Regions from separate parts of the Homo sapiens genome. Here region 2 is linked to region 1. A link is an interaction called in ENCODE POLR2A ChIA-PET data of the cell type or tissue named here. Cell type or tissue: A673. All regions are shown on one strand.

The links. Peaks named below come from ENCODE experiments on the same cell type or tissue, not always from the same donor. Only the 100,000 strongest peaks of a DNase experiment are listed, where the experiment ranks them.
Region 2: POLR2A ChIA-PET joins it to region 1 with 5 read pairs; 1 of 35 experiments calls an interaction of 5 or more read pairs at or near these places.

The regions. Positions count from the first base shown.
Region 1 is chr5:35,933,850-35,941,849 of GRCh38, reverse strand. CAPSL (calcyphosine like) reads left to right here and starts at 3,228. Exons shown (of 5, transcript NM_001042625.2): 1 at 3,228-3,309. It overlaps CAPSL-DT (CAPSL divergent transcript), which reads right to left and starts at 3,049. Exons shown (of 2, transcript NR_104630.1): 1 at 2,926-3,049; 2 at 1,857-2,127. In A673, a CTCF peak has its summit at 2,012 (motif pointing right); a DNase peak (open chromatin) is centred at 3,069.
Region 2 is chr5:37,460,535-37,468,534 of GRCh38, reverse strand. The region is part of intron 7 of WDR70 (WD repeat domain 70); the gene reads right to left. Among named protein-coding and RNA genes, the nearest start is that of WDR70, 85 kb to the right of the region's middle. In A673, CTCF peaks have their summits at 3,554 and 3,755; DNase peaks (open chromatin) are centred at 3,764 and 4,854; H3K4me3 peaks cover 1,182 bases; H3K27ac peaks cover 2,665 bases.

The sequences.
Region 1 (8,000 bases):
TAGATTTTTTGTTGACTTTAATAAAAGGGCATGGGCATAATTAGTGATGTGTTAACAGAGTTCCTTTATTCCAGGCTTACTCTTCTTTTTAATGACCTATAACAGTAAACCAACGAAATGATTGCAGCTGTGACAAGTGCTACAAAGAAGATGAAAACATAGTATTCGCTACTCTTTTTCCAACTTTTATTTTATGTTCTGGGGTATATGTGCAGGTTTGTTACACAGGTAAATGTGTGCCATGGTGGTTTGCTGCACAGATCCTCCCATCACCTAGGTATTGAGCCCAGCATCCATTAGCTATTCTTCCTGATCCTCTCCCTCCTCTCCCCACACCCTGTGACAGGCCCCAGTGTGTGTTGTTCCCCTCCGAGTGTTCATGTGTTCTTATTATTCAGCTCCTATTTATAAGTGAGAACATGTAGTATTTGGTTTTCTGTTCCTGCATTAGTTTGCTGAGGATGGCTTCCAGCTCCATCCGTGTCCCTGCAAATCACATGATTTTGTTCCTTTTAAGGCTTACTCTTTACATCAATGTGTAGTAGCAACTCAATTTCCCTTAGTAATCAGGTCTTGCGTGATAAATCCAGTCCAACATTTCAGTCTCCCTAAGCCTTTAGATACCTTCCTCTTCAGTGTCCCAAGGTAATTCTGGTATTTCAGCTTCATTTAGCGTAGGCCACCCTTTGTTTCATCCTTAACTCAACCAAACCCATCGAGCTGCAACTCTATATTGAGAATTTGTGCTTTGTGGGCCTGTATCAATAAATTCACCTTGAGTCAACTTTATGTTCCTTCTACCATTATTTCACACTATTAACTTACATTCTCACATGTATTCACCAGATTTCTGTCTGTATAAATTGAAAAAATACGCATTACTTTTGGAATGTAGTATGTCTCCCATTGGTTCGCAATTTTAATCTCTCTTTCAAGCCTGTTGGGACTAGAGTCTTATTTATAGATATAGATATAGATAGATATAGATATAGATAGATATAGATATAGATATAGATATAGATGATATAGTTCTACAAGCCAAGAGGTTTGGTGGAAGTAGGTTCTGAGGATAATCAGCAGTGTCTTCCAGTTAAAATACCTCAGAGGTGCTAGTACACTTTCCTTTGAAAAATCAGGATGAACCTTCTCAGACATGAATAGCAGGGTTGCTCCTACTGGCAAAGAAGATGCAGGAGAATTTAGAGGTTAAGTGTCCTCAGCTTCATCAGGATCTACCCTACAGGTTTCATTCCGATTTTCAGAATCTCATTCCTTCCTAATCAATTCCCTCAGTTTAGCAGAAGATACTTTGCCTGGTTGGGAATTCAATTTGCACTGTAATTCTGCCACTCTCAGGATGAGACTCCAGATTTGATTTTCTGAAACCTCAGGCTGATGACAATGGGAGATAAGTACGTTCCTCCAGGAAGACATAGAAGGTTTCAGATCATTTATGTGGAGCTTGAACTTGGAATTTCAAGCCCTGAGTTCATCATTTTTCTTTACTTTGTCTACCACAGTTACAAGCAGTCATCCTCATTACATTTATTAGTTTGACTAAAATATTTTAAGCTATCATGATTACCTAGAGATTTGCCATTTATGAATATTTGATTAGGAATCCAGTAGTAATATTTTACAAATCTTTTTACCGTATTACACCATAGACTATCATTGTCTTCTTTACCACTGGAAAGAGTACTTATGCCTTAAAATATAATCAATATTTTATATTGATTGTCAGAAACCCAATACCACAAACCCAGATCCAGTTTTTTGAACTGGTAAAACCCTTGGAATTACACCAGTTGCTAGCAGTGGAAACAAGCAAAAGCATTGCTTAAGTACTCCAGAGATTTTGTTCTTTTTACTTTATTTGACACAACCTGGAGGCAGACTATTGAGGGCTTGCACGGTGGCTCCATCATGCTGTCCGTTGTCCCAATTTTCCTGTTTCTTTTTTATCTTTTCTTAAATTATTGCACCAAACTTACTCTCCAGTAGGTGGCTTTCAAGAAATACTTCATATTTAAATGCCCATGCCCTCATATTTGCTTCTGCATTCACAGATGAAATTAAGTTTCTTCTTAAAAGTTTCAAATGCGTGATATCTTGTGGGTTAAACCACTGAAAAGAAAACATTAGACATCTGAGGTTGCCCTGGAAGAACCACAGTTCTAATTGCTTAATTCTGGGACAATTCTTCAGACAATTCAGATAAAAGGATGAAATAGCTACTATGTATACTCCCTGCAGATATAGCAAAGGACCCAAGCCCTTGTCAAATCCATGAAAGAACTTGCCTAGTAGTCTGCAGAGCTGGGTGCCTGGCATCTATTCCGTTTTGTGAGTTCTTATACTGCAAGGATGTTGCACACAGCCAGGATTATGTTATATACAGAGATGTGTGTGTGTGTGTGTGTGTGTGTGTGTGTGTGTGTGTGTGTGTGTGTCAGAGAGAGAGAGAGAAAGAGAGAGGTGTAAGGTCTGAATCACCACTAATTATACCTGCCTGCTCCTGAAAGCAGGACGTGCAGGAGTGGGAATGACAAGGATAGGGTGGATGTCATAGATACACAATGAAAGAGAGCATAGTGTAGATATTTTCCTCCAAATAAGCCACTAGATTTCTTCTTATCTGGCAAAGTAACTGCTAGGGAACATGTGAAAAACATAAGTAAAAAGAAACAAAAAGAGAAAAGAAGAGAAGAAACCAAGGATGAAAACAGCAGAAATGACATCCTCTGCAAATGCAGAGAAGGAGGGAGAACCTTGAATCACCTATAATTACCCCTGCCTGCTCCCAAGAGTTGTGGTTTTAAGTATCACCTGGCAATGAGGCACCCTAGCAGTAAGCTTTCTGGGGACTACAGAAGGACAGGAAGGTGCTGCCTAAAAGAAAGAAGACAATGTGCTGAATACTACCTTACAAAACATGGGAGACAAGTTTTGATGCTGTTCTAGAAACCAAACCATTGCCAGCAAAACTTCTGGCTGGCTTCTCTCCCAGTGCAAATGGCTTGAGCTTTCACAGTCACTGAGATTTCCTAGGCAACAGGAGTGTAAACTTGAGAAAAGGCAGAACCAGAGTAGAGATTGACAGTGAGCTGAGCCAATCAGGCTGTGAATCTGCAGCAGTGATCCCAGGTCCTCCAATTAATACTAAGAGAGTGGACCAGGGCCCCTGAGGAAGACAGGTAAGAGGGAGGAGGCTAAGGTGGCTTGGGAGGGACCAGTTTTCCTAGATGCAGGAGACAGCGTCCATAGTTTCAGTTCGAAGCAACTGGTGGCAAAAGGTTAGCATTTAAGGTAAATCAATGTTTTTATCTATTCTATGATTTAATGTTTTTTTTTTTCTTGGTATGTCTTAGCTGAGAAAAGAAGACAGTAGATGTTACTCTCTAAAAAGAAAATCTAAAAGTCTTTTGAGAGTTCTTGGACTAGAGAAGCCATCACTAGGCTGTCAGTGCAAGAGGAAAGAGCTTGGTACTGGGAAAGATTTTTGTAATCTTTGCAAAAAAAATGCTTAGATAAAAATGCACAAAAATAAATTTCATTCAGTAAAGGGGAAGGAAGTAAACATTACTGAGCAGTCATTAGGTACTAGGTATTTGAGTGTGAAGGGTTTGGGTGAATTGCTCTAACGATCCTGATGACCACTGATAAAACTGAGCTTCAGGGAGGTTCAGCATTTCCAAGTCACAAAGCAATAAAACATTTCAACTTTCATTCAGACCTTGCTTTGTCTGATACTTAAACTTATGCTATTTCTGCTATACACTGACAACTGAGAATCAGAATAAAAATCAGGATGCTTATTAAAGTGTACATACATGGCTTGTTCAAAATTATATCAAATAGTTGATTTGATTCATCAGAGACTTGAGGGGGTCCTTTACGTTCTCATTAAAGGACAACACCAATGACCCAGGCAGCCATCTCTATTGCCTTCAGTCTGGGGAGTATTTAAACCATATTAAGTAGATGAAATTCTTACCTGTTTTTTTTTTTTGACTTATTTTTTCCTCAAATCCTACAACCACAAAAATCTATTTTGTTATTGAAAGTTTTAAATATTGAGATTTGAATTTCAGGCATACATTTGTATTTATATTCTGATAAAAATTACCCAATAGCAATGACAATGATAAATTCTAATAGCAATAAAATAGCCTCCTGCTAAGCCCTGATGATATGGTGATAGTAAATGCAAAGGATACAGCTCTACCTCGTAAGGACCTTATAGTCTGTCTAGCAGGGCAAGTAATTCGAAAACGAATTACATTGTCTTGCAATGTGAATGCTATTTGGACTTCACCACATGATCATGGAAGGATGGGTGGGACTTCTCTGGGCCAACAGGAAAAAGAAGGTGTACCTGCAAGTGTGACTACATGTACAAAGGCACAGAGATACAGAATGCTATGGTGTGTTTGGGGAATGTGAGTGAGTAGAGATGCAGGATAGATTTTGAACGGATGGAGAATTACTAGAAATGGCTGGAGACATAGGAAAGGCCAATGCATGAATTCAATGCTAAGAACTTTCATTTTACCTGTATGCAATGGGGGACCATCAAAGGGTCTTAAACTATATCATGAAGTTCATGTTTTCATTTTCTAAAGATTGCTCAGTCTTTTGAAAGACAAAGTACAGAGGGCAAAGCTAGGGGCAGGAAACCAACTAGGAGACATTTGCAATGGTGGAAATGAGAAGTGACCATGTCCTAGGCTGAGTCAGTATCCATGGCAATGGAGATGAGGGAATGGAAATGCGGGATGTGTCAAGGTAGTGAAACTCTATAGGACTTAGCTGCTATTTGGATGTAAAGGGTTAGGAAGAGTCTAGGATAATGGTCAGTTAATGACCCAGGTAAATGGTATTGCTGTTTCCTGAAGCAAAGAGTAAGGAAGATAGGTAATGAATTTGGCTCTGGAACATTAAACTGAAAGTGTCTGTAGGTCATCCAAGTGCACATGTTTTGTGAGAAATCTGGCTCCAGAGAGTGCCTACATTGGAATAAAGATTTGTTAGTCATCATTGTATCAGGGGATATGACTGAGATTGCCATAAGATAGTGGAATAGTGAGAAGAGAAAGATAACTGAAGCCTGAGAAACAGCACTTAAGAAGCAGGTGAAGACAAGGAAGAAACAAAATAGGACAGATCCAAGAGGGAGGAGGAGAGACAGGGAGTTAGATTTATAGCCATTGAGAGAAAGGGTGTTAAAAAGGAAGAATGACCAATAGTCAACTAGTTGGAGAAGTGAACTAAGGGCTAATGACTGTTGAAGTTGGCAATCAGGTTAGCAATGACTTATTGAAGAGTATATTTGTTGGAATGACAGGGTGAAGACCATATTGAAATGGACCGAAGTATGAATGGGGCATGAGAAAGTAGAAAATCTGGAAATTCTTTAAAATAGTTTGACTTTGAGGGGTGATAGCTAGAGGGAGTCCAGGACTGAGGGACCACAGCGGATTCATGAACTAAAAGAAGGAGCTGCTGGAGAGGAGGAAAAGGGCATAACTGATGGCTGAGAATCTTAGAGGGGTAGGCCTCTGTGTTGCAGGTAGAGAGGGCATCCTTAGATGGGAGGAAGTTCAGCAATCTCTTGGAGGAGGGAGGAGGGAGGATGAAGTCAGGATGCCCTTAGAGCGCTATACTTTTATAGATTTGGAGGAGGATGATGTGAATTTGTTCATAACTGGTGGTTCCATTTTTTTCTGGGTCTTTCAAGGCAAGGTCTGGAGTGGCAAAAGTTTGGATTAGCCTCTGAGGAGACTGGAATAAGAACCTGACCAACATCATATAAAAGTTGAGTTGTGTGTTGCAGAAGGCCTAGCTGTGGTTAAAGAATAAATACAGTGACACCTGTCCATGCTGGCATGTGGGTTTATTCAGCTGCACTTCAGTCTGCCGTTAAGTACATGGAACATGGGCAAATTGAACCAAGTTAGCTATTATTCTGAGATGGTGGGAGGTTGAAAAATGAGGGTCAAGAAGGGAGGCACTGGTACCAGATGGTCAGAAAGATGCGCAGAGTGTGTAAAATGGATAAGAAAGGAAGTAGATCCAGAAGGGAGAATGAGGTAGGTAATGGCTGGGGTGAAAATGTAGGGCCAAAAGTCTGGAGGTACCATAAGGTCAGAAGCAAGTTGGAATAATGGAACTGAACACTGCAGATAAAGTCAATCTTGAATTTTGAACTTTCAGTCTGGGCACCGTGGCTCATGTCTGTAATCTCAGCATTTTGGAAGGCCAAGGTGGGAGGATTGCTTGAGCTTAGGAGTTCAAGACCAGCCTGGGCAACATAGCAAGATCCTGTCTCTACTAAAAATAAGAAAAAATTAGTTGGGTATTGTGGTGTGCACCTGTAGTCCTAGCTACTCGGGAGGTTTCGGTGGGAGGATCACTTGTGCCCAGGAGATTGAGGCTGCAGTGAGCTATGATGACACCACTGCGCTCCAGCCTGGGCAACAGAGTGAGACCCTGTCTCAGAAAAAAAAAAAAAGAAGTTTGGACTTTCAGAGGAGACCAGATTTGGTTGGGAGGGAATGCCGAGACAACAAACAGATGGAGTTGAGTTGGTAGAAATCAAGGAGCTCCAGGAACTTCATAGCTGCCTGTTGGATGGATTGTCTAGATGAGCTCTGGGTTTTCCCAGATTGATGACACCACTTGAAATGGAGAGTACATCTCTGAGGCAACATTCAGAGTGTCAGTGATTTATAAACTGACAGAACCAAAGAGAAACATAGGAAGTTTGTCCAGCTAGGCTGTGCTTCAAAGAAGGATGTGGATATAGGTCATGATGTGGAGGTGACAGGGTGCATCTTAAAATCTGTGAGGTTCCTTAATACTTAGAATTTGGGGTAAGAGGTGCTTTCATCTGAGAAGACTGCAAGAGGGGTAGGTTTCCTTATGCAAAATCAGATACCATCCAGGATAAAGATATTGTACCAATCAGTGTCTTGGCAGGAAATTGATGGCACATTCAAAGGTAGTAACAGAAAAGAGTTTAATGAAGGACAATTCACAGAAGTGTGGGTAGGAATAAGGAATATAGAGAAAGCATAATGAGACACCCAGCAATGCCACAGTCAGAAGGGACAAGAAAGGTGTTACCCATAGCCTTAAAGGGGCAAAAGGAGGAGTGGTTTTCATATCTCAATCAAAGCATTTCTGTAGGGAGGGCTGCCTTTGGTGAAGGATATGGTCACTGAAAAACTGTGGCTTGGCAGAAAGGAAGCTGGGGAAATAAATACTCCAGCCTCTATCTCCTCCTCTCCTCTGATCTTCTACTGATGCCTCCCAGTGGTGGAATCCAGCTGGAAGCCAGCAAGCAAGGAAGTGTGGTTAACACAGTTTATGGAGGTCGACCTCTTGTAGCACAGATGTGGGTGGGGAATGGATCAGGAGAAGCACACAGGCAAACAATATTCAGCTCAGCAGTGACGATTGCTGTTCAGAAGTTGATCAAGATGAGGAGGCTTATAATTGAATAAGGAATAGAGGAAAATCTGGGTGTCTGGATGGAAGGTATGCTTGGTCCCAAGAGGGCCAACGTCTGCTGTAACTTGTGGAGGTGGTGGTGAGGTGCTCAAGAGCAAGGAGTGGGAGTGTTTAGCTCGTGGAATAACACTTTTGGCTTCAACCATTGCTTTAATCTCTGGATGAATGAAATAAGAATTTTCCTTGTAACATGTTGCTCTTTATTCTGATATCAGACAGCTTTGTATAAAGAAAACATATCAAGGTTCACAAGAGCAGTTTTCTATATTTCAGAAGTCAACAGAATGGCATTTGGGAGAAGATGGCATTACAAGACACTGAACTGTAGAAATGGCCACGTGTTGGCTTCTCACGGGATTCTCAATCCCATGAACACTTGTTCAATTTATGATATTCTTTAGAGCAGATTGTCTCCCACATTTTTAGCCATAATTCCATTGCCACTCAGCATCTTGTTTTTCCTGCAGTCTGAGAATAGTTTTAAA
Region 2 (8,000 bases), 1.5 Mb before region 1:
TAAAACATCACATTGTACCCCATATATATGTACAATTATTATGTGTCAATAAAAATTTAATGTCAATATGTGAAATAAAATGAAAAAATAAATAAAATTTTTTAAAGCTGTAATTATCTCCATGTGGTAGGAATATATATAATCTGAAATAAAAAATATATTTGTAATTGTTAGGACAAAATAGATTATAGATTATTTTAAGTTTGGAAATTATAAATTATAAAATTCTCACAGAACCTGAAACATTATTGGTATTGTTAAATATTTAAAAATCTGTCCTTGGAGAGAAAGAAACCTATCAGATTTACATCAACAAGTGCAATATATCAGCCTATTACCATCTGCTACAGACTGCATGTTTGTGTTCCCTCAAAATTCATATGATAGGCCGGGCGCAGTGGCTCATGCCTGTAATCCTACCACTTTGGGAGGCCGAGGCGGGTGAATCACAAGGTCAGGAGATCGACACCATCCTGGTTAACATGGTAAAACCCCGTCTCTACTAAAAATACAAAAAATTAGGCCAGGCGCGGTGGCTCACTCCTGTAATCCCAGCACTTTGGGAGGCCGAGGCGGGCAGATCACGAGGTCAGGAGATCGAGACCATCTTGGCTAACACGGTGAAACCCCATCTCTACTAAAAATACAAAAAATTAGCTGGGCGCGGTGGCGGGCGCCTGTAATCCCAGCTACTCGGGAGGCTGAGGCAGGAATGACGTAAACCCGGGAGGCGGAGCTTGCAGTGAGCCGAGATAGCGCCACTGCAGTCCGGCCTGGGAGAAAGAGACTCCATCTCTAAAAAAAATAAAATAAAATAAAATAAAATAAAAAATTAGCCGGGCGCAGTGGCGGGCACCTTAGTCCCAGCTACTGAGGAGGCTGACGCAGGAGAATGGTGTGAACCCAGGAGGCAGAGCTTGTAGTGAGCCAAGATTGTGCCACTGCACTCCAGCCTGGGTGACAGAGCAAGACTCTGTCTCAAAAAAAAAAAAAAAAAAAATTCATATGATAAAGCCCTAACCCCCAAAGTGAGGATATTGGGAGGTGTGGCCTTTAGGAGAGAATTAGGTTTAGATGAGGTCATGAGAATAGAGCCCCTATGGTGGCATTACTTCCTTTATAAGAAGAGACACTAGAGCTGCTTTTCTCCCTACCATGTGAGGATACTGAGAGAAGATGGCCATTTCCAATCTAGGAAGCAGGCCCTCTTTAAGAAACATAATTTGCCAACACTTTGATCTTGCACTTCCAGCCTCCAGAACTGTGAGAAATATCTCTTGTTTTTTCTTTTTTTGTTTTTTTTTTTTTGAGACAGAGTCTCATTCTGTCGTCCAGGCTGGAGTACAGTGGTGCGATCATGGCTCACTGCAACCTCCGCCTCCCAGGTTCAAGCAATTCTCCCACCTCAACCTCCCAAGTAGCTCAGACTACAGGCGTGCACCACCATGCCCAGCTAATTTTTGTAGAGACAAGGTTTTGCCATGCTGCCCAGGCTAGTTTCAAACTCCTGAGCTCAAGTGATCCACTTGCCTCGGCCTCCCAAAGTGTTAGGAATACAGGCACAAGCCACCACGCCTGGTCAAAATATCTACTGTTTAAGCTACCCAATTTATGGTATTCTGTTTTAGCAGCTGAAGCAGACTAAGATACCATCCTATAAGCTACAGATCAGCACTATCCAACAGAACTTTACATGACGAGGAAATGTTTTATATCTGTGCTATCCATTATGTTAGCCACTAGCCACATGTATCCATCAAGTATTTGAAATACGGCTAGTGCAACTAAAGAACTTAAATTTTTTTTTTTTTTTTTTTTTTTTTTTTTTTGAGATGGAGTCTCGCTCTGTCGCCCAGGCTGGAGTGCAGTGGCGCCATCTCGGCTTACTGCAAACTCTGCCTCCCAGGTTCACGCCATTCTCCTGCCTCAGCCTCCTGAGTAGCTGGGACTACAGGCGCCCGCCACCATGCCCGGCTAATTTTTTGTATTTTTAATAGAGATGGGGTTTCACCATCTTAGTAAGGATGGTCTCGATCTCCTGACCTCATGATCTGCCCGCCTCGGCCTCCCAAAGTGCTGGGATTACAGGTGTGAGCCACCACGCCCAGCCAATTTTTATTTTATCTTATTTAAATAACCACATGTGGCTAGTGGCTAATGTATTGAACACTACAGCTGTAGACAATATGAAATAAATATAAAGCAGTCTCAACTTTGGAAAAACAGAAGACTCTTACTGCCTCATAATATAGATGAAAAATGAAATACTAAGTTAAGTAAAATGTTCTTTAAAGAACAGAAACAAAAGAAAACCTAATGAAAGCTATAAAAGTCCATTGGATAATAATGCTACCAGTACTAAGGAAGTACAGCCCCTAAAAGTGACTTGCAGTCACAAATATAAAAATGACTACTCAAGTGAACTCCTAAGGTAAAAATTCGTTATTCACCATGCTCCAAAATGGTCTGTAATATTCTTCAGAGATGGCATGGTAAAGTACGATACAAGGGTAATATTAACAGTATGCTGTCACAGGTGCCATTCTCTTAAAAAAGAAATCCCAAAATAAATATAAATGGAAAGCAAATAATTAAACACATTAAATAGAGATTATTACAAAAATCCATAAGGAATTCTGGTGGAGAAACAACTTAATAATCAAAATCCCAAATATAAAATTTATCTATCAAAAATGAAAATGCTGACATACAGTTTCTTGCAAAAAAAAAAAAAGTTTAGAAATTTTTTTAATATAAATAAATAAGAACATCTTTTTAAACAAAATCTTAGGCTGTTGAGTCCCATTTATTTTCTACACCTCTAATTCCAAAGCTGAGAAACAAATGGATACTTCAGAAAAAAAAAAAAAAAAAAACTCATGACAATTTGTCTTTTGGACACAGAATATAAAGGAAAAATAAAATCTATGTCTATCTGGCCAGACCTCAATAGAATTTTTCGTCCTAGCTGGTTCCTAAATCCAAATCAGATACTTATCAATAAAACTGTTTTTCTGCACAGCTACTACTAGCTAGAAACTGCTCCTCCAAATTTATACTGACCCATTTCTTCTAAAATGTTGAAATTCTAGCTGATAGTTTTTAAAAAACCATTCTTAATGTACTGATTCCAGAGTACTAATTTCAATGGCCAAGAAAATTCAAAAAGATTTGGAGTGGTCTCTGAGATTAGAATGTGTGACAATGTGAAGCATTTCACTACAATGTCCAAGATTAAAGTGTCAAAGCAGATGAGGAAATGAAACTCCCAAAACAGATGCCCATGAGAAAGGAGCCCAGAAAAGCAAAAGGGGCCACAGCCCAGGACCTTACAATAAAGAAAAGTGGCTCTGGCCCCATGGTATCCTTCCTGAAACACTGGGAAAGAATGAAGTCCTTAGCAAAATTCTGACCAGGATCCCAAATTTAAATGTAAGCTTGTAAGGAAAACACCTATGGACTTGTGTTTAAATTTGTCCATCTAAGATATAAAATTACAAGTTTGACCAAATGTGCCAGTTGTCCACTTACTGTCTCTCAGCTCCGAATTCATCCTTTCCTGTCTACTCTGCAGAAATGAACTTGGACCCTTTAAACATTTTTCCTTTGCTAGCTGGCATGATGTTAGATCGACATTGTAAGAGGAGATTTTCCTCTTCTTTCCAAGAGTCTTGTGTGCTCCTCTTGGCAGGCTTCTGTACTGCAACACAGCTTCTCCAGTGTCCAGATCCAGCACCCGTGCAGTTTGCTCCACTGTCAGGCTCCTGAAGTGCACAGCAGTCAGCAGCACCCAGTATCTTCCATCAGTACCTCCACAAGGCAGTATTATAGCAGAGTGATTCTGATGAGACAGATTTCTACCACAGCAACTTCTCTTCATTCAATGAGCCACAGCCATGCCCCCTCAAACAGGGTCTGGATCTTAATCTCAGAGGCCCTGGATGTTGTATCTCAACCCCAGGGGTTGATGCTCCTTTTATCTGTTATTCTTATATTCCTTAGAGTTCTCTTTACTTTTTACTAGCCAATCCTCATTGCTCCAAAACCCTATTATAGCTAGCAATTCTTCGTACTGATCTTTCCTTGTTCAAATTACATGTGATTTCTCTATTCTAATCAAACACTGACTGATAGATCAAATTTCAGGCAATTAATCAAACTGAGAAAATTATAGGGCATTATGTCTAATTTGTTATTTTATATATTAGCAAACACATAAGATCTGATAATCAGAAAGTTCAGAGCGCTAAACCAAAGTCTCTAAAGAAAGAATGGAATGAATCAGTTCACAGGATATATGCTTGTTAATGCTACTCCCATTTGGGGGAAGTGTAATTTTCTCCAGTAACCATGAAAAATAAGAGATCACTTTGTTTCTTCTGATGATTTATTTTTATTTTAAAACAGAAATGAAAATCTAAAAAATATAAAAGTTTAAGAAGACAAAGTAGAAACAGTCAATGGCTCCATTTCTCTGGCAAACTAATAACCAAACTGTTCTATCTACATTTGGTGGGAAACCCAAAATTTCAGTGATCCCACACTAATATTCACATTGTTTTTCTGCTATATAGGAACACTTTTAACATTTTCCCTCTGTCTCACTGTTTGTCATGTACTCTCTGTAGACTACTTTGCCAACATTAAAATGAAATGTTCAGCATCAAGCTCATCATTCCTGTCTCACTTCACTCTTAAGTCTGCTAGCCACAGAGTTAAAAGGACAGGATTAAGAGTCATTAGACACAGTACTAAGGAGAATTAAAGGGGCTGTTCAAGGGGCATAACATCTGCTCCTCAAATTCCTGCCTAAACAACGAAGATTCCGATCAAAGAGAAGAGAGAGAAAGCCAATCTAACCAGTAAACCGGAGTCATGAGGAAGTGAATGCTCTCTCACGGAGTAACTCTTGACACCAGAGGAAGGCTTAGTGACATTGCACAATTGTTTCTGTGAAGTTATTCATGGGGCAAGTGGAGTATATGAGTAGAAGTGGAAGGGAATGGGAAGGTGAAGATTGAGGATCCTTTTAAGTAGTTTTTGCTCAGCTAGCAAAACAAGCTGGGACATGCAAGACAGATAAACACAGCTGTTTGGGGCTGTCACTTGGGGCTCAGGAGCCAAGGTGTCCTGCTGTAGTGAAAAGTGCACTGGAATGTGAGTCAGGAGTTCAGGGATCCAAGTCCTCATTCTGCTGCTAACTAGCTGCGTGATGATGAGCAAGTCTACTGGCTTCACTAGACTCAGTCTTTTTTTTTTTTTCGATACAGAATCTCACTCTGTCACCCAGACTGGAGTGCAGTGGCACGATCTCAGCTCACTGCAACCACCACCTCCTGGGTTCCAGCAATTCTCCTGCTTCAGCCTCCTAAGTAGCTGGGATTACAGGTGCGTGCCACCATGCTGGGCTAATTTTTGTATTTTTAGTAGAGACGGGGTTTCGCCATGTTGGTCAGGCTGGTCTCAAACTCCTGACCTCGTGTTCCGCCCACCTTGGCCTCCCAAAGTGCTGGGATTATACGCATGAGCCACCACGCCTGGCCTTAGTCTCCTTATTTCATGGAAAATGAGGAGACAAGACTAGATGGCAACACTATACAGAGATGCTCCTGAACCCACAGAGTTGACGTACTAGTTAATATAACTTTGCTGAGTCCTGGTTTCCTCCACTGAAAAAAACATGAGAAATAATACTTTTTATAAAATTGGGTGAGGATTAAAAATAATATACATAAAGACACCTAGTACAGTAACTGAAACAAGTAATTATTATTATTACTACTTTATTTCCAATGCTAAGATTATTTGAGGGGTATAAAATCTTGGTAGCCAAATGCAATGTTATTTCAAATGCACTACAAGTTAGTATATGTTTAGTACATGTCTTAATTATTGCTAACCAAAATACTCAAGACTTACAAATTAAGGACTTGGGCCGGGTGCGGTGGCTCACGCCTGTAATCCTAACACTTTGGGAGGCCGAGGCGGGCGGATCACAAGGTCAGGCGATCGAGACCATCCTAACTAACACGGTGAAACCCCGTCTCTACTGAAAATACAAAAAATTAGCCAGGCGTCATGGCAGGCGCCTGTAGTCCCAGCTACTCAGGAGGCTAAGGCAGGAGAATGGCATGAATCCGGGAGGTGGAGCTTGCAGTGAGCCAGGATCACGCCACCGCACTACAGCCTGGGCGAATGAGCGAGACTCTGTCTCAAAAAATTAATTAATTAATTAATTAAGGACTTGCAAATGTCACCCAAAAATGTAAAAATATATTTTGTCAATATAAGGTTGATTCTCCAGAGGGTGCAAAAAAAGAATATAAATAAGAAATCCTTAAGAATTTGGAAATAGGAAATATATAAGACTTCTAAGGAAAAAGAGCTGAGGACTTCATCAGACTTCCCTACTCCAAATGCCAAAAGAAATAACCTAGAAAAATATTAAATCAGGATAAATGAAAGGACTACTGAAAACTGGAAATTATCCAGAAATTTCTAGTAGGAAAAGATCAGAATGATTAGGAAAGCACCTCCCAGAAAGAGTGCAACAGCCTCATATGAAACTACCCAGAAACCATGAAGTCCATGGGTGGTTCGTTCTCAAAGCAGCAAGGATGCCCTTATGGAAGCAGCTGTCACAAAAATTAGGCAGCAGGCACAAAAAACAATGTGGAAGAGACAATATAGGGTTAATAAAACAAAGATATATAGTCAAAAACCTACTATCTTTCCTAAAAATACAGCATACAGGCCGGGAGCAGTGGCTCACGCCTGTAATCCCAGCACTTTGGGAGGCCGAGGCAGGCAGATCATGAGGTCAGAAGATCAAGACCATCCTGGCTAACACTGTGAAACCCCATCTCTACTAAAAATACAAAAAATTAGCCGGGTGTGGTGGTGGGCACCTGTAGTCCCAGCTCCTCAGGTGGCTGAGGCAGGAGAACGGCGTGAACCCAGGAGGCAGAGCTTGCAGTGAGCGGAGATGGCGCCACTGCACTCCAGCCTGGGCAACAGAGTGAGACTCTGTCTCACTCTGTTGCACAGTTTACAACAACAAAACTATAGCATCCATCACATAGAGGAGAGACTCCCCAACACACACACAAGGATTACTCTCAGCCCCAGCTCCCTCAAACTTCCTAAGATCACAGACACATTCCACTGGCCACAAGCAGTGAGGTTAAGAAGGTAAGGAGATACAAGAAGAATCTTTTCAGCCTGTGTCTCACCAGGCAGAGAGCGTAAATAAGAAGAGCAAAATAATAAGCGGTTGTGAAGAGCTTTTACAGTAGGGTCAGCAAACTTTATGTGAAGGACCAGATAAATATTTGAAGCTTTCCAAGCCATATATGATCTCTGTATCATATTCTTCTTCATTATTCTGGGGTTTGTTTCACAACCCTTTATTTTTTTTTTTTTTTTTTTTGAGGTTAGAAATATTTATTTGCCATTTACAAAAAATAAACAATAGATATGCACACACACATGCATCCTGAGCAAAATAAAAACAAACACCCAAAGTTGAAAAATGAAAAAATTATATCAAAAAAGAAGCAAATATGGCAACCTTAATATGAAACAAGATGAAACGCAAGTCAAAAAATGTTAAAAGAGGAAAAGGTGAGCTTAATCTCATATTTAGTTTTTAAAACATCATACACTGAGAAACTATAACACCAAGTTCAAGAACCTTTATGCACATAACACAATAGCTTCAGATATCATGTCTTCAAACTGAGAATTTTTCTTAGTGAAACCCAAACAAAAACTTCCTATGCAACTCAACCTGCTGTTTTCTTTTTGTTTTTATTTTTTATTTTTTATTTTTAATGTTTTTTTTTATTATACTCTAAGTTTTAGGGTACATGTGCACATTGTGCAGGTTAGTTACATATGTATACATGTGCCATGCTGGTGTGCTGCACCCACTAACGTGTCATCTAGCATTAGGTATGTCTCCCAATGCTATCCCTCCCCCCTCCCCCGACCTCACCACA